2 separate regions of the Homo sapiens genome follow, and region 1 is linked to region 2. Evidence: chromatin loops called from intact Hi-C (ENCODE). Cell type or tissue: dorsolateral prefrontal cortex. All regions are shown on one strand. Links, peaks and the distances in the headings refer to the core of each region. The heading gives the core; the rest is flanking DNA.

Region 1 (6,776 bases), core at 688-5,687, 180 kb before region 2:
CTTCCCAGGTTCAAGCGATTCTCCTGCCTCAGCCTCCTGAGTAGCTGGGATTACAGGCGCCCACCAACACACCCAGCTAATTATTGTATTTTTAGCAGAGACGGGGTTTTAGCATGTTGGCCAGGCTGGTCTTGAACTCCTGACCTCAGGTGAGCCACCCACCTCAGCCTCCCAAAGTGCTGGGATTACAGGCATGAGCCACTGCGCTCAGCCTCTTTCTTTCTTTTTGAGACAGAGGCTCACTCTGTCGCCCAGGCTGGAGTGTAGTGGTGTGATCTGGGCTCACGCAACCTCTGCCTCCCAGGTTCAAAAGATTCTCCCAATTTACCTCCTGAGTAGGTGAGATTACAGGCACCTGCCACCACGCCTGGCTAATTTTTGTATTTTAGTAGAGACAGGGTTTCACCACCTTGGCCAGGCTGGTCTCCAACTCCTGGCCTCAAGTGATCTGCCCACCTTGGCCTCTCAAAGTGCTGGGATTACAGGCATGAGCCACCAAGTCTGGCCATATTGACATATTTTCTGTTGTTAAACCATCATTGTGGGGTGGGGAGGAGATGGAAGATTTAGGTCAAAAGATACAAAGTAGTAGATATGTGGGATGAACAAGTCTAGGGATCCAATGTACAACATGAGGACTATAGATAATAAAGTTGTATTATATTAGACATTTTTGTTAAATAAATAGATTTTAGCTGCTCTTGTCACACACAGAAATGTAACTATGTGAGGTAAAAGTTATGTTAATTTGCTTCACTATAGTAACCATTTTACTATCTATATATATCCTGTTACATCATGTTGTAAACCTGAAATATACACAATAAAATTTATTTAAAAAAAAAACACAGGGGACGGTGGCTCTCACTTGTAATCCCAGCACTTTGAGAGGCTGAGGCAGGAGGATTACTTGAATCCAGGAGTTCAACATCAGCCTGACCAACGTGGCAAGACCCCCTCTCTATAAAGAATAAAGAAATGTAGCTAGGCATGGTGGCATGCACCTGTAATCCCAGCTACTGGGGAGGCTGAGGCATGAGAATTGCTTGTACCTAGGAGGCGGAGGTTGCAGTGAGCCGAGATCATGCCACTGCACTCCAGCCTGGGCAACACAAGGAGACCCTGTCTCAAAACAACAAAAACAAAAAACCCAAAGCATCCATCATGGAATTATTATTATTATTATTTTGAGATGAAGTCTTGCTCTGTTGCCCAGGCTGGAGTGCAGTGGTATGATCTTGGCTCACTGCAACCTCTGCCTCTCAGGTTCAAGTGATTCTCCTGTCTCAGCCTACCGAGTAGCTGGAATTACAGGCATGTACCACCATGCCCAGCTGATTTTTATATTTTTAGTAGAGACTGGTTTCACCATGTTGGTCAGGCTGGTCTTGAACTCCTGACCTCAGGTGATCTGCCCACCTTGGCCTCCCAAAGTGCTGGGATTACCGGGCTGAGCCACCATGCCTGGCTATGGAATTATTTTTGAGTCATGTTATTTTTTTCTAGGATTGGATTTGCTTGTCTTTTATTTGGGGATTTTAACAGTATGTTTATGAACAATGTTTTTCATTTTTGCTTTTTAAGAACAAAAGAGAATTTATTGGCTCATTTAACCGGAAAATTCAGTCATAATTCCATCTATGTTTATACATGAGAATGATTTTTAATTGTGTGTGTGTGTGTGTGTGTGTGTGTGTGTGTGCTGACCTTGTCTGGTTTGAGTATCAGAGTTAAACAAGTCTTGGAAAATGATTTGTGTAACTTTCCTTCTTTTCTATTCTCTGAAATACTTTGTGTAAGATGAAGATCAGCTGTCGTCTGAAGTTGTATTAAACACACCTCTGAAAATATGAGGGTGAACCTCTCCTTAGGCAAGATGGTGTCTATATATCATGGACAAGCTTCCCAGTAAAACAACTACACAAGCAGGAGTGAATATTTTTAAAATTATGTAACTGTATTGCTGAGCTAGCCAAAAAAAAAAAAAAAAGGCAAGGGAAAGCAGGAATTCAGAGGAAGTAAGAAACCAGACCCTTCCCTCAGGGCATCTCCAAATCTTGGTGAATTTGAATTTTAGTTTTGTTGGCTGAGTCGAATGCAGGAGGGTAGGTGACAAGGCCATCTCAAAGTCTTTTTCTTTTTTTTTTTTTTTTTGAGATGGAGTCTCACTCTGTCACCCAGGCTGGAGTGCAGTGGCGTGATCACAGCTCACTGCAACCTCTGCCTCCCGGGTTCAAGTGATTCTCCTGCCTCAGCCTCCCGAGTAGCTGGGACTACAGGTGTGTGCCACCATGCCTGGCATATATATATATATACACACACACACACACACACACACACATACACACACACACATATATTCACATACATATATATACACATACACATATATACACACATACATATATATACACATACAGATATATATATACACATACATATATATATATATATATATATATTTGTGTGTGTGTGTGTGTGTGTGTGTGTGTGTGGAGACAGTCTTGCTCTGTCACCCAGGCTGGAGTGCAATGGCGCGATCTTGGCTCACTGCAACCTCTGCCTCCCAGGTTCAAGCGATTCTCCTGAGTAGCTGGGATTACAGGCGCGTGTCACCATGCCTGGCTAAGTTTTGTATTTTTAGTAGAGATGGGGTTTCATCATGTTGGTCAGGCTGGTCTCGAACTCCTGACCTCGTGATCTTCCCACCTCGGCCTCCCAAAGTGCTGGGATTACAGGCGTGAGGCACCGTGCCCAGCCTCAAAGTCTAACAGAAGGTTTCCTCATAAAGCTGAGTCTACAAAGGCTAAGCCCCTTGTGTGCAGGTAAACTAGAAATAAATGCTCTTAAGGGAACAGCAAGGAAACTTGCTTATCTTGACCTTGTTGCTGAGTGGAGGGAGGGGGAAATGATTTCCTTGAAAATGTAAAACCAGTTTTTATTTGGTCACAAGGCTGCCTAGAGTAAATTTCCCAGTTGTCTTTGAGACTAGATATGGTCATAGGACTACATGTTCTAGCCAATGGGATGTAAGTGGAAGTGATTCTTGTATTTCATTTAGGAATTTTCCATGTATGTCCATGAATGAGATTTTAGTGTTCTTTTCTTGTGCTGACCTTGTCTGGTTTGAAAGTTCTTAGAGAGGACAAAGGTATTGGGGTGAATAGCTAGCAGTTTCTGCCACAGGAGTGCAAGATGTGAATGAGACATAGAAAGGGGTGTCATGGAAATAGAATTTTCACATGAGCAGGAGGTATTTTTATTTTATTCTTTCTTTATTTTTTTGAGATGGAGTCTTGCTCTGTTGCCCAGGCTGGAGTGTTGTGAAACGATCTTGGCTCACTGCAACCTCCACCTCCTTTGGGAGGCCGAGGAGGGTGAATCACCTGAGGTCGGGAGTTTGAAATCAGCCTGACCAACATGGAGAAACCCTGTCTCTACTAAAAATACAAAATTAGCCGAGTGTGGTGGCACATGCCTGTAATCCCAGCTACTCGGGAGGCTGAGGCAGGACAATCACTTGAACCCCGGAGGCGGAAGTTTCAGTGAGCAGAGATGGTGCCACTGCACTCCAGCCTGGGCAGTAAGAGCGAAACTCCATCGCAAAAAAAAAAAAAAAAAAAAAAAAAAAAGTTGTCTCAGGAGCATCAAGAGCATTGGTGAAGCAGCATTTCCTAAAAACTGCTCCACTCTTGTCTCAGAAATTTTATTCTACATCACTGACATCCATTCTTCAAGTTTTGATGCTGGCACTTTCTTGCTGTTACCAGAAGGTGTCAGGCAAAAACAACCATGGTAAGCCCACCACTTGGCCAACACAGAGGGTAACATGCATCTGAATTTCAGAAATAGTGGGATGGCGGGGAAAGGAGCATGTCAGAATCAATGAAGTATAGTAGTGTGAAGGAAGAGGTAGGAAAAGAGACCTACATGAAACTAGGGCAGAGTACAAGCTATAGGACAAATCTATATGAAGCTAGAACGAAGGCTGGACCCAGTGGCTCATGCCTGTAATCCTAGCATTTTGGGAGGCTGGGGCAGGAGGATTGCTTGAGCCCAGGAGTTCAAGGCTGCAGTGCCTTGAATTGCAGCTGTGAATAGTACCTGCACTCCAGCTTGGACAACATAAACCTCATGTCTTAAAAAAAAAAGTAATACAACTATAAACAATAGTACAAGCAAGGTTTTATTCCTTAATTTGGGTAGGAAATTAAGAACCACACCAACCTCTTTTTTTTTTTTTTTTTGTAGATGGGGGTCTCGCTATGTTGCCCAGGCTGGTCTTGACCTCCTAGAGGATCAAATCATTTGAGCCCAGGTCAGGAGTTCAAGGTTACACTGAGCTATGATTACACCACTGTACTCTGGCCTAGGTGACAGGGTGAGACCCTGTCTCTGAAAAATAAAATATAAAAATAAAATAGTATGGCCAGGCGCAGTGGCTCATGCCTGTAATCCCAGGACTTTGGGATGCTGAGGCGGGCAGATCACAAGGTCAAGAGATTGAGATCGTCATGGCCAACATAGTGAAACCCTGTCTCTACTAAAAATACAAAAATTAGCCGGGTGTAATAGTGTGTGCCTATAGTCCCAGCTACTCAGGAGGCTGAGGCAGGAGAATTGCTTGAACCTGGGAGGGGGAGGTTGCAGTGAGCCGAGATTGTGCCACTGCACTCTAGCTTGGCTGACAGAGTGAGACTCCATCTTAAAAAAATAAAAATAAAATAAAATTATATAGTATATATAGGTGCAGGGATAGATAAATAGACAAATAAAATGTAATAAAGAGCCCAGGAAACAGACCCATGCATATATAGAAACTTGATTCATGACTTAGCATTGCAGATGAACAGGGAAAGTATATTTAATAATAGGTACAGGAACAATTGGCTGGCCACACTGGGAGAAAATTAGATCCCTACCTAAACCTATACACAAAAGTAAATCACAGAAGATAAACACTGAAAGCAACACTATATAATTTTAAAAATATATACATGAGGAATATCTTTATTCTCATGCAGGAGAATATCTCTCTACAACTTTATTTAGGGAAGGATTTCTTAAGACAAAAGGAATCTTCTACATTAAAGTGAATAATTTCTCGGCCAGGTGCGGTGGCTCATGCTTGTAATCACAGCACTTTGGGACACCGAGGTGGGCGGATCACTTGAGGTCAGGAGTTCGAGACCAGCCTGGCCAACATAGCGAAACCCCGTCTCTACTAAAAATACAAAAATTAGCCAGGCGTGGTGGTGGGCACCTGTAATCCCAGCTACTCGGGAGACTGAGGCAGGAGAATCACTTGAACCCGGGGGGTGGGGGTTGCAGTGAGCTGAGACCGTGCCATTGCACTCCAGCCTGGGTGACAGAGCGAGACTCCGTCTCAAAAAAAAAAAAAAAAAGAAAAAGAAAAAGAAAAAAGAAAAAGTGAAGAATTTCTCATAATCAAAAAACACTATAGGTGGCATGTGCCTGAAGTCCCAGCTACAGGAGACTGAGGTGGAAGACCACAGAGGGAGGATGGCTTGAGCCCATAAGTTCGAATCCAGCCTAGGCAACATAGCGAGATTCCCTACCTCTCTAACAAATTTTTTAAAAACCAACTAAATACTATAAAGACAGTAGCCACACACTAGGAAAAGACATATATAACTGACCAAAGATTAGCAGTGTTTACATTAGTAGTAATACTACAATGATGATAATAATAATAGCAAAAAGTTATATAAAACTTACTATACATCAGGATTTTTTTTTTCTTTTGAGATGGGAGTCTCACTCTGTGGCCCAGGCTGCAGTGCAGTGGCGTGATCTTGACTCACTATAACCTCTGCCTCCCAGGTTCAAGCCAATTCTCCTACCTCAGCCTCCCAAACAGCTGGGATTACAGGTGTGTGCTACCACACCAGGCTGATTTTTGTAGTTTTAGTAGAGTTGGGGTTTCACCATGTTGGCCAGGCTGGTCTTGAACTCCTGACCTCAGGTGATCCACCTAACCTCAGCCTCCCAAAGTGCTGGGATTACGGGCATGAGCCACCACACCTGGCTACATCAGGACTCTTTTAAGCATTTTCCAACATTTTCAACACTTGTAATTGTATTTTTGATTTTTACAATCTAGTAGATGTAAAATGGCTTATCATTGTGATTTCACTTTGGCTAGCTCAGCAATACAGTTACATCATTTAAAAAATATTTATTCCATATCATTTACTTGATGTCTCTCACCACTCCCATTTATTTTACTGTGGGGAACTTGTTCCTTTTATTCCTTCGCCACCGCTTAAAAGAATAAGTATAGATCTGAGAAAGAGGGGAGATAAAAGTTGTCATTCAGTTTGCTTTTTTTTTTTTTTTTTTTTTTGAGACAGTGTCTCACTCTGTCACCCAGGCTGGAGTGCAGTGGCACAATCATAGCTCTCTCCTAGGTTCAAACCATCCTCCCAACTTGGCTTCCTGAGTAACTAGGACTACAGGCACATGCCACCATGCCTGGTTAATTTTTTTTATTTTTATTTTTTGAAGAGATAGAGTCTCATTATGTTGCCTAGGCTGGTCTTGAACTGCTGGCCTCAAGGAATCTTCCCACCTTGGCCTCTGAATGTGCTGGGATTACACAGCCTGCCATTTCAAAACCCCAATCCTCTTGGTTTTTGTTTTTTGTTGTTGTTGTTGTTTTTTTTTGTTTCTGAGACACTCTCACTCTGTGGCCCAGGCTGGAGTGCAGTGTTACAATATTGGCTCACTGCAACCTCCGCCTCCCGAGTTCAAGC
Region 2 (7,796 bases), core at 1,655-6,654:
AATTTAGCTGGAAGTAACAGTAAAGCCCCAAGAACAGATGGAGATTTTTCATGTCCACAAAGTCCAGTGATAGAAATCTTATGGTCTGTTACTGGTATGTTACTCCACGGTGTCAGTTCTATCTTGTTCTCTGTGATGACGCTTCTATTCCCAAGGCTTTCTCATCAACTCAAGACAGCCTCTGGAACTCCAGCTATTATATCCATATTCCAGCCTAGGAGGAGGGATAAGAGGACGAATAAGAAATATTAATGATCTGGCTGGGCGTGGTGACTCACGCTTGTAATCCCAGCACTTTCGGAGGCCGAGGCAGGTAGATCATGAGGTCAAGAGACCGAGACCATCCTGGCCAACATGGTGAAACCTAGCCGGGTGTGGTGGTGCATGCCTGTAATCCCAGCTACTTGGGAGGCTGAGGCAGGAGAATCACTTGAACCCGGGAGGCGGAGGTTGCAGTGAGCTAAGATTGCACCACTGCACCCCAGCCTGGCAACAGAGTGAGACTCCATTTAAAAAAAAAAAAAAAAATTAACCCTCTTTAGAAGAAGATTCCCAGAAGCTACCATGAACTTTTTTGCTTATATGCCACTGATCAGAACTTAGATGGCCACAACTCACCTGGGAAGTATAATCTTTTATTCTGGGCATCTGGGTTCCTGCAAAAATTTGGGACACTATGACTATGAAAGAAGGGTAGAGCTGGTATTGGGGGTGACTGCCTCACCTTAAATTTCTCTAGGTATGAGACTAACCAAATAAACCACTTCAGTTAGACTCTGTCCCTTGTCATGTGTCCAATCTCAGGGGTCTCCACTTTGAGTTTTGCTTCTCCAGCTCTGCAGGTGTTTTGTGGTGATTGGCCTCAACTTTTAGGCCCCTGTTTTCCATTATTTTCTCATTAGTGATGCCTGTGATGACCTAGCACCTCAATTATTCTTTGCACTTTGTAAGCCCAAAGCCTCTTTCAGTTGTTGGAGATAGTTGACTGATGTTTCGGGGTCTCCAAGACCACTACATTTAAGTGGTTTGCTAGAAAGTCTCATCGGAGGCTTTCTAGACAGGGATGTTTAGAACAAGGCTCTCTTTGGACCCAGGTAAAAACTCTCAGGATTAAGTAAGTCTGAGTTCTTCAAATAAACAAATGCCCTCTAAATAGAATCTAGTGATTGGCTGAAGCATAACTCAGCATCTAGTTATTCTTACAGTTATAATTTATTACAGTGAAAGGATACAGGGCAAAATCAGCACCAAAAAAAAAAAAGAAAGAAAAGTGTATGGGGCCAAGTCCAGAGAAAACCAGGGGGGCAAGCTACCAAGAGTCTTCTCCAGGTGGAAGTCACATAATATGTGCTTAATTTCCCCAGCAATGAGTTGTGACAAGGGATATGAAATGTTGGCCACAAGGGAAGCTCATTAGAGACTCAACACCCAGGGTTTTTATTAGGGTCTCGTCTTGTAGGCACCTTCTCCCTACCATGTACCAAAATTCCAACTCCCAGAAAGAAAGCAGATGCTCAGCATAAACCACACTGTACAGTCAAGACATGGTGAACCACTCTTATCAGTTTCAGAAATGGTGGGAACACTCTGGAAAGCCAAGTGCTCAGATACCAGCCAAGGGCCAACTTTGCAATTAGGCCTTTCTAACTAAAGATCAGCAGCCATCTCGGACCTGCTGTTAACTCTTCTCTGCATACCTGGTGAATGTGTGCTGTCGCTATAAAAGAATTTCAGATTTTGGAACCAGAGTCAGTGATGCTGGGTTTGAATCTCTTTCCATCTATTGATAAGGTAGGAATCTTCTACCTGAGACCTCAGCTCCTGTCGGCTGGCCCCCAGTGTACCCCTATCCTCTCCAGGCAGTGGTGACAACCCCTAACAGGTTGTTAGCCAGAGTGTTCCCAGACTGAACTGAGGGTTGGGCTGCTTGTTCTCATGGCCCAGTAATGAGATGCAGATAAACTGGGAAAGAAGAGAGTTTATTTCTGTAACCCGGTACAGGCAGAAGGCCAGGAAAATATCACCAGACCGACTCATATTTACAAAGTTTTCCAGTGCTTATATGAAGCTATATGTCTACATGTAAGTGTGGATTCATCAAAAGACACAAGTGACTGATTCCCTGTAATCCATAACTAAGATCTGAGTCCTGGAGACCTTCCTCCGGAGCCTCAGTAAGTTTATTTAATCTAGATGGGTCCAGGTGCTGGGGGTGATTACCCTTATCTTGCCTCCCGCTGAGTTATGGCGGTCTGGGGAGTTCTTTGCTGACCCCTAATAAAACGTGTTTAATCCTAAACGTGGGTACGAGGAATGTAAGAATTTCTTTGTTATCTTGTCATGCTTCAAGGCCCAGGAAAGGCCTAGGCAAGACTCTTGGTGGCTTTTGTCACATTCCAGCCTTTGTGTAAGGACACTGGCTCTTGCAGCCTTTAATGTTTAACCTAAGCACTCAGTCAGTGCTGAAACAGTTGTCATGGAGGCCTGCCTGTTTAGCTATTCGTGAGACCTGGCCTGCCACAAGAGGGGTTGAGTCCCAACCTTCTCCATATCCCCTGCAGGCCGCACAGGGTACCTGGGAAATCCCAAGTACGGACTCTCATACTCGATCACTTACAGAGTCAGGTAGAAACTTACATGTGTGGACACTGCGGTGCATGGACAACACAGGCCCTTTTCAAGGTTCCTGTGCGTGAATGCAGATGGAGGCTGGAGCTTTTGACTTTTTAAAGAGAAGTTGGAAATCCAGGTTTTTGTCTAAAAACACTCAAATTTTAAATGTTTGCTCAAGTTAGCAAATAGAAAACCCAACAGCAACCACCAAAACACTATATGGCCCAAAGAATTTTTGACTCAAGTAATTTAGGTCATGCAGACTGTCCTGGGCCAGGAAGCTGCCTGCCCCCTGCTCCCTGGAAGTGTTCTTCCTGGCAGGGATGTTTAGGACGAGGCTCTCTTTAGACCCCGCTAAAACCTCTCAGGATTAAGTCTGGGTTCTTACAACAAACAAATGTCTTCTAAACAGAGCGAGAGAATCTAGTGGTTGGCTTTGAGGTGCATTTAATTCTTTTTTTTTTGAGATGGAATCCCCCTCTGCTGCCCAGGCTGGAGTGCAGTGGCACAATCTTACTGCAACCTCTGCATCCAAGGTTCAAGTGATTCTCCTGTCTCAGCTTCCCAAGTAGCTGGGACTACAGGTGCATGCCACCACACGTGGCTAATTTTTGTATTTTTAGTAGAGATGGGTTTTGCCATGTTGCCCAGGCTGGTCTCAAACTCCTAACCTCAAGTGATCTGCCCGCCTCCACCTCCTAAAGTGCTGGGATCACAGGCTTGAGCCACTGCGCCCGGCCAGGTTCATTTAATTCTAAACTACACTATAATTTTGCAGTTATGATCAGTATTATTAATAGTAAGACAAAGGCTTTCAGTCATACAGAGGCCTGGACTAAAATGGACTGGCTTTGTGTACTTTTAAAATCCCTCCCAGTATCTAGCACAGTGCCTGGTATGTAGTAATTGCTCAGTGTGTGTCTGAAGAATGAGTGAATGATGAGTGGATAGATGAATGGCTCTTTGCTTTGCTCATGGAGAAGACTCTATCCTGTGAATTTAGGCTGAGGGACAAGGCAGAAGTCTTTGCGAAGCAATACCTAAAAGAAAGCGAGGCTTCAGTGTTCGTTCAGAGACTAAGTTGCAATAATTCACGTTTAGGTGGTGGTTTCCTTCCTATGTGGTGGTTGTTGCTTTTTGTTGAGATGTTCGTTTTGATAAATAAGAGTTCTTTTTTTTTAGACAGGGTCTTGCTCTGTCACCCAGGCTGAAGGGCAGGGGTGCAATCATAGCTCACTGCAGCCTGTCCACTCAGGCTCAAGTAATCCTCCCATCTCAGCCTCCCAAGTAGCTGGGACTACAGTGCACACCACCATGCCTGACGAATTATTAAAACATTCTCAGTAGAGATAGGTCTCACTATGTTGCCCAGGCTGGTCTCAAATTCCTGAGCTGAGGCGATCCTCCTGCCTCACCTTCCCAAAGTGGTAAGATTTCAGGCATGAGACACCACTCCTGGCCAATAAAATTGTTCTTAAGCCCTGAACTATTAGCATATAACATAGTGCTAGGAGCAGAGTAAGTGTTTAATAAATTGTAGTTGTTGTTATTCTTTTTTTTTTTTTTTTTTTTCCTGAGACACATACTTGCTCTGTTGCCCAGGCTGGAGTGCAGTGGCGCGGTCTCAGCTCACTGCAACCTCCGCTCCCCGGGTTCAAGCGATTCTCCTGCCTCAGCCTCCAGAGTAGCTGGGACTACAGGCGCAAGCCACCGCACCCAGCTAATTTTTGTATTTTTAGTAGGGATGGGGTTTCACCGTGTTGGCCAGGATGGTCTCGGTCTCCGGACCTCGTGATCCGCCCGCCTCGGCCTGCCAAAGTGCTGGGATTACAGGCGTTTGTTATTCTACTTTTAATGAAATTTAGTCATCTTTTAGCTAAAAAAGTGGCTGGTTTAGGGGCTATTTTTAGAGGATTGCTGCCCCCTAGTGGATGATATGAAAGATACAAGAATTTGAGGCCTCTTGGCCTCGCCAATTCCACAAATTTGTACTTTATTGAGAGGTGGAGGGTGAGATAAACATGGCACGGTCCTTATCCTCCAGGAGCCTGTAGAAAACCACAGAGCTACTGGGACTTTGGAGATGTTAGTTCTCAAGCCCTGATCCTCAGAATTCTGGTAGGAGGGGTAGGAGTGGGATGGAATTGTTGTGAGGAAAACTCCTTAAAAATATGCTAATGGAGAAAATTTTTCGTTCAAATCTTCCTTCCATAAATTTTTCTTAGACATTAGATATCTGCTACTGTTTACTCTAATAGGTGCTGCAAAATAAATAACTAGGCCGGGCGCGGTGGCTCACGCCTGTAATCCCAGCACTTTGGGAGGCCGAGATGGGCGGATCACAAGGTCAGGAGATCGAGACCATCCTGGCTAACACGGTGAAACCTCGTCTCTACTAAAAATACAAAAAAAAATAGCCGGGAGTGGTGGCGAGTGCCCGTCGTCCCAGCTACTCGGGAGGCTGAGACAGGAGAATGGTGTGAACCCGGGGGGCGGAGCTTGCAGTGAGCCGAGATCACACCACTGCACTCCAGCCTGGGCGACAGAGCAAGGTTCCGTCTCAAAAATAAATAAATAAATAAATAATGAATGACTAGTAAATACCCCCAATGAGGCAGCAGATGCTCACACTTAGTTGGATGATGCTTGTGAACGCGTATGTTCACAGCAGTGAAATTCTATTGTGCTTTGCAGTATATAAATTTAATGTTACTCAACAAGTTAAACTTAATGAAAGGGAGACTTATGCGCTGAATCACAGCTTGGATGATGGATAAAAGCAAACCTTCCCGCCCGCCCCAGTGTATCCTAAGCTGTGACTTCCTAGGTCTCCTCCTCCAGGCCAGGATGGGAACTGGGCTCAGCCACCCGTCTGCCTGGAGCCATCAGCTCATTGGTTATTTGTGGAATTTCTAGGGTGAGTGATCTGGCCTGGTTTAAACATAGGCATCTTTTAGGAACAAATCTAAACAGTAGGAGGCCACGTGTGGTGGCTCATGCCTGTAATCCCAGCACTTTGGGAGGCTGAGGTGGGAGGATTGCTTGAGCCCAGGAGTGTGAGACCAGCCTGGGTAACATAGTGAGACCTCATTTCTAAAAAAGAATTTTTTAAAATTAGCTATTGAAGTTGTTCACAATATGTTGTGGTAGCACTTTGAGATATTGACCCATTTCCTTTTCATATTTCCCTTTGCCCCAGTCCTCCCATTCTGGCAGAGTGGACTCTGGGCCCACTATTTCAGTGAGGCTGTGGTGGTGTGAGTCAGAGCCAGCTTGCAAACTGTTCTAGTTTTTGTGTACCCAGAGCTAAGCCCATAGTCGAAGTCTGGGGTTTGTGGGAGTGTCTTAGTCCATTTTGTATTGCTATAACAGAATACCATAGATGGGGTGACTTACAAAGAAAGGAAATTTATTTTACATGGGAGGTTGGGAAGTCCAAGATAGATCAAGTGCTGGTATCTGGTAAAGACCTTTGTGCTGTGTCATCCCCTGGTGGAAGATGGAGGGGCAGAGAGTATAAGAGAGCAAGAAATGGAACTCACAGCCTCAAGGTCTTTTATAACTGACATTAATCCATTCACAAGGGCTCTGCCCTCATGAATTAAACACCTCCCACTAGGCCTTAATTTTCAAAAGTGTTGTATTAGGGATTAAGTTTCCAACACATGAACTTCAGGGGGCACATTCAAGTCATAGCAGGGCGTAAGTGAAGGAACACCGGGAATGGATAAGATTTCTTGGCCAAAAGCAAAAGGGAGAATAAGGCTTCCCTCCTCATACTTGAGAAGGATTCTCCCATGCTGAGAGAGAAGGAAGGGAGGCCTGTGGGAGCTTTCTGCAGTCCATAGGTAAGGGGCCAGTAAAGGAATGGCTGCAAAGGTTCACACAGATTTGAGGTCCCCAGTGTGGTCTGTTAGAGTATGGGGGGTGGGTGCTGACTATGGTCACGTTAGAAGGAATCTGTGTGGATAGATGTCCCCCTCCCCAAACACCTTGGTTCTGAGAAGACATCCTAGAGTCTTGATTCTGGAAGAAGAATGGGAACCCCAAGAAAGACTGAGGTTATGTTTCTCTTGAGTTTGGCACAATAAGTTCTCAGAAGAAAAACAAGGTGAAATTTGGGAAATAAAGTTGTTTTTCTCAAAGACCTGAGTTGAAGGCGTGGATGCATGTCCACTCCATAGTTGAGGAGGTAGACAATGTGAGGAAAATACTTTTCGTTCTTTTATGATGAGCCAAGGAAATAAGCTAAAGTTACTTCTCAGTCAGGTGGCGCAGTCAGAATAGGAGAGCTTTCATTCTGGACGTCTCATTCACCCCAGCCCTCCAGATAAGCAGACATGTTTAGGCATCCTTAAAATTTTTGATGTAGTAGGGAGAAGAGAGAGGTGCTCCTTGCCACATCGCCACACCAGGGCCCCAAGTTGGGGCTAGTGCATTCTTCAGGCCATGTGTCCTGGAAAATGAGGGGTTTGAGAGCTGACAGCAGGATAGCTCAGGCCCCCAGCGTTGCTGCAGCCAGCTGCTTGGTGATGCCCTGGAGTCAGGGAGAGCTGAATCAAGGTCCTTAATCCCTCTGTGCGGTGACAGTCCCCAATGTAGAAAAGGGCAGTGTTCTGGGATGATTGTTAGCCCCTTATTTGGAATTGAGGATGCAGTTCTCCAGATCTCCACCCCTCAATAAAAAAAAAATCAGTGCTGACTGTCACTGTGCTGTTTTTTATTGATTTTGTTATTTGCTTATAAGGGTAGCTTTCATACACAGAAAACACAATTTATGGTGACTGGTTTTTAAAATTAATGTTTGATTAAAGTTACAAATTACAAAACCTTAAGTATAGAAGTTCAACTTAAAAATCTTACGACTCTACTACATCTATAAATATACAAATCTACTTATTACTTTATAGCAAAATTTATAATCACTTGTAAGCTTTTGATTGTCTAGTGCCATTTGTAAACTTAATTAAATTTCTTTAAATGCTCTAAATTCCATTTATAAATTTAATATATTTATAACAATATACTATGCTAATTTGTAATACATTATAAACTAAATTTAAATTGCATTTATAATGTTTTATTTTTATGTCACTTGTCTGACAAAACCTGCCTACGCACTTAAATAACCCTTGTAAATTAAAAAAATTTATACAGTGGATTATAAATTATCTGAACCACCT

The links. Hi-C counts contacts between places; a loop is a spot of excess contacts. Peaks named below come from ENCODE experiments on the same cell type or tissue, not always from the same donor. Only the 100,000 strongest peaks of a DNase experiment are listed, where the experiment ranks them.
Region 1: it touches region 2 in a loop (15-fold over the local background); 78 of 110 quality-filtered maps call a loop at or near these places.

What each region holds. Positions count from the first base shown.
Region 1 is chr5:80,272,573-80,279,348 of GRCh38, reverse strand. No RefSeq gene overlaps it. Among named protein-coding and RNA genes, the nearest start is that of SERINC5, 20 kb to the right of the region's middle. RefSeq lists a silencer at 6,530-6,773. In dorsolateral prefrontal cortex, for the core only: a CTCF peak has its summit at 3,777 (motif pointing right); no DNase peak of the experiment used is centred there.
Region 2 is chr5:80,088,639-80,096,434 of GRCh38, reverse strand. No RefSeq gene overlaps it. Among named protein-coding and RNA genes, the nearest start is that of THBS4-AS1, 8.9 kb to the right of the region's middle. In dorsolateral prefrontal cortex, for the core only: CTCF peaks have their summits at 4,332 and 4,539 (motif pointing left); a DNase peak (open chromatin) is centred at 4,367; H3K4me3 peaks cover 369 bases; H3K27ac peaks cover 603 bases.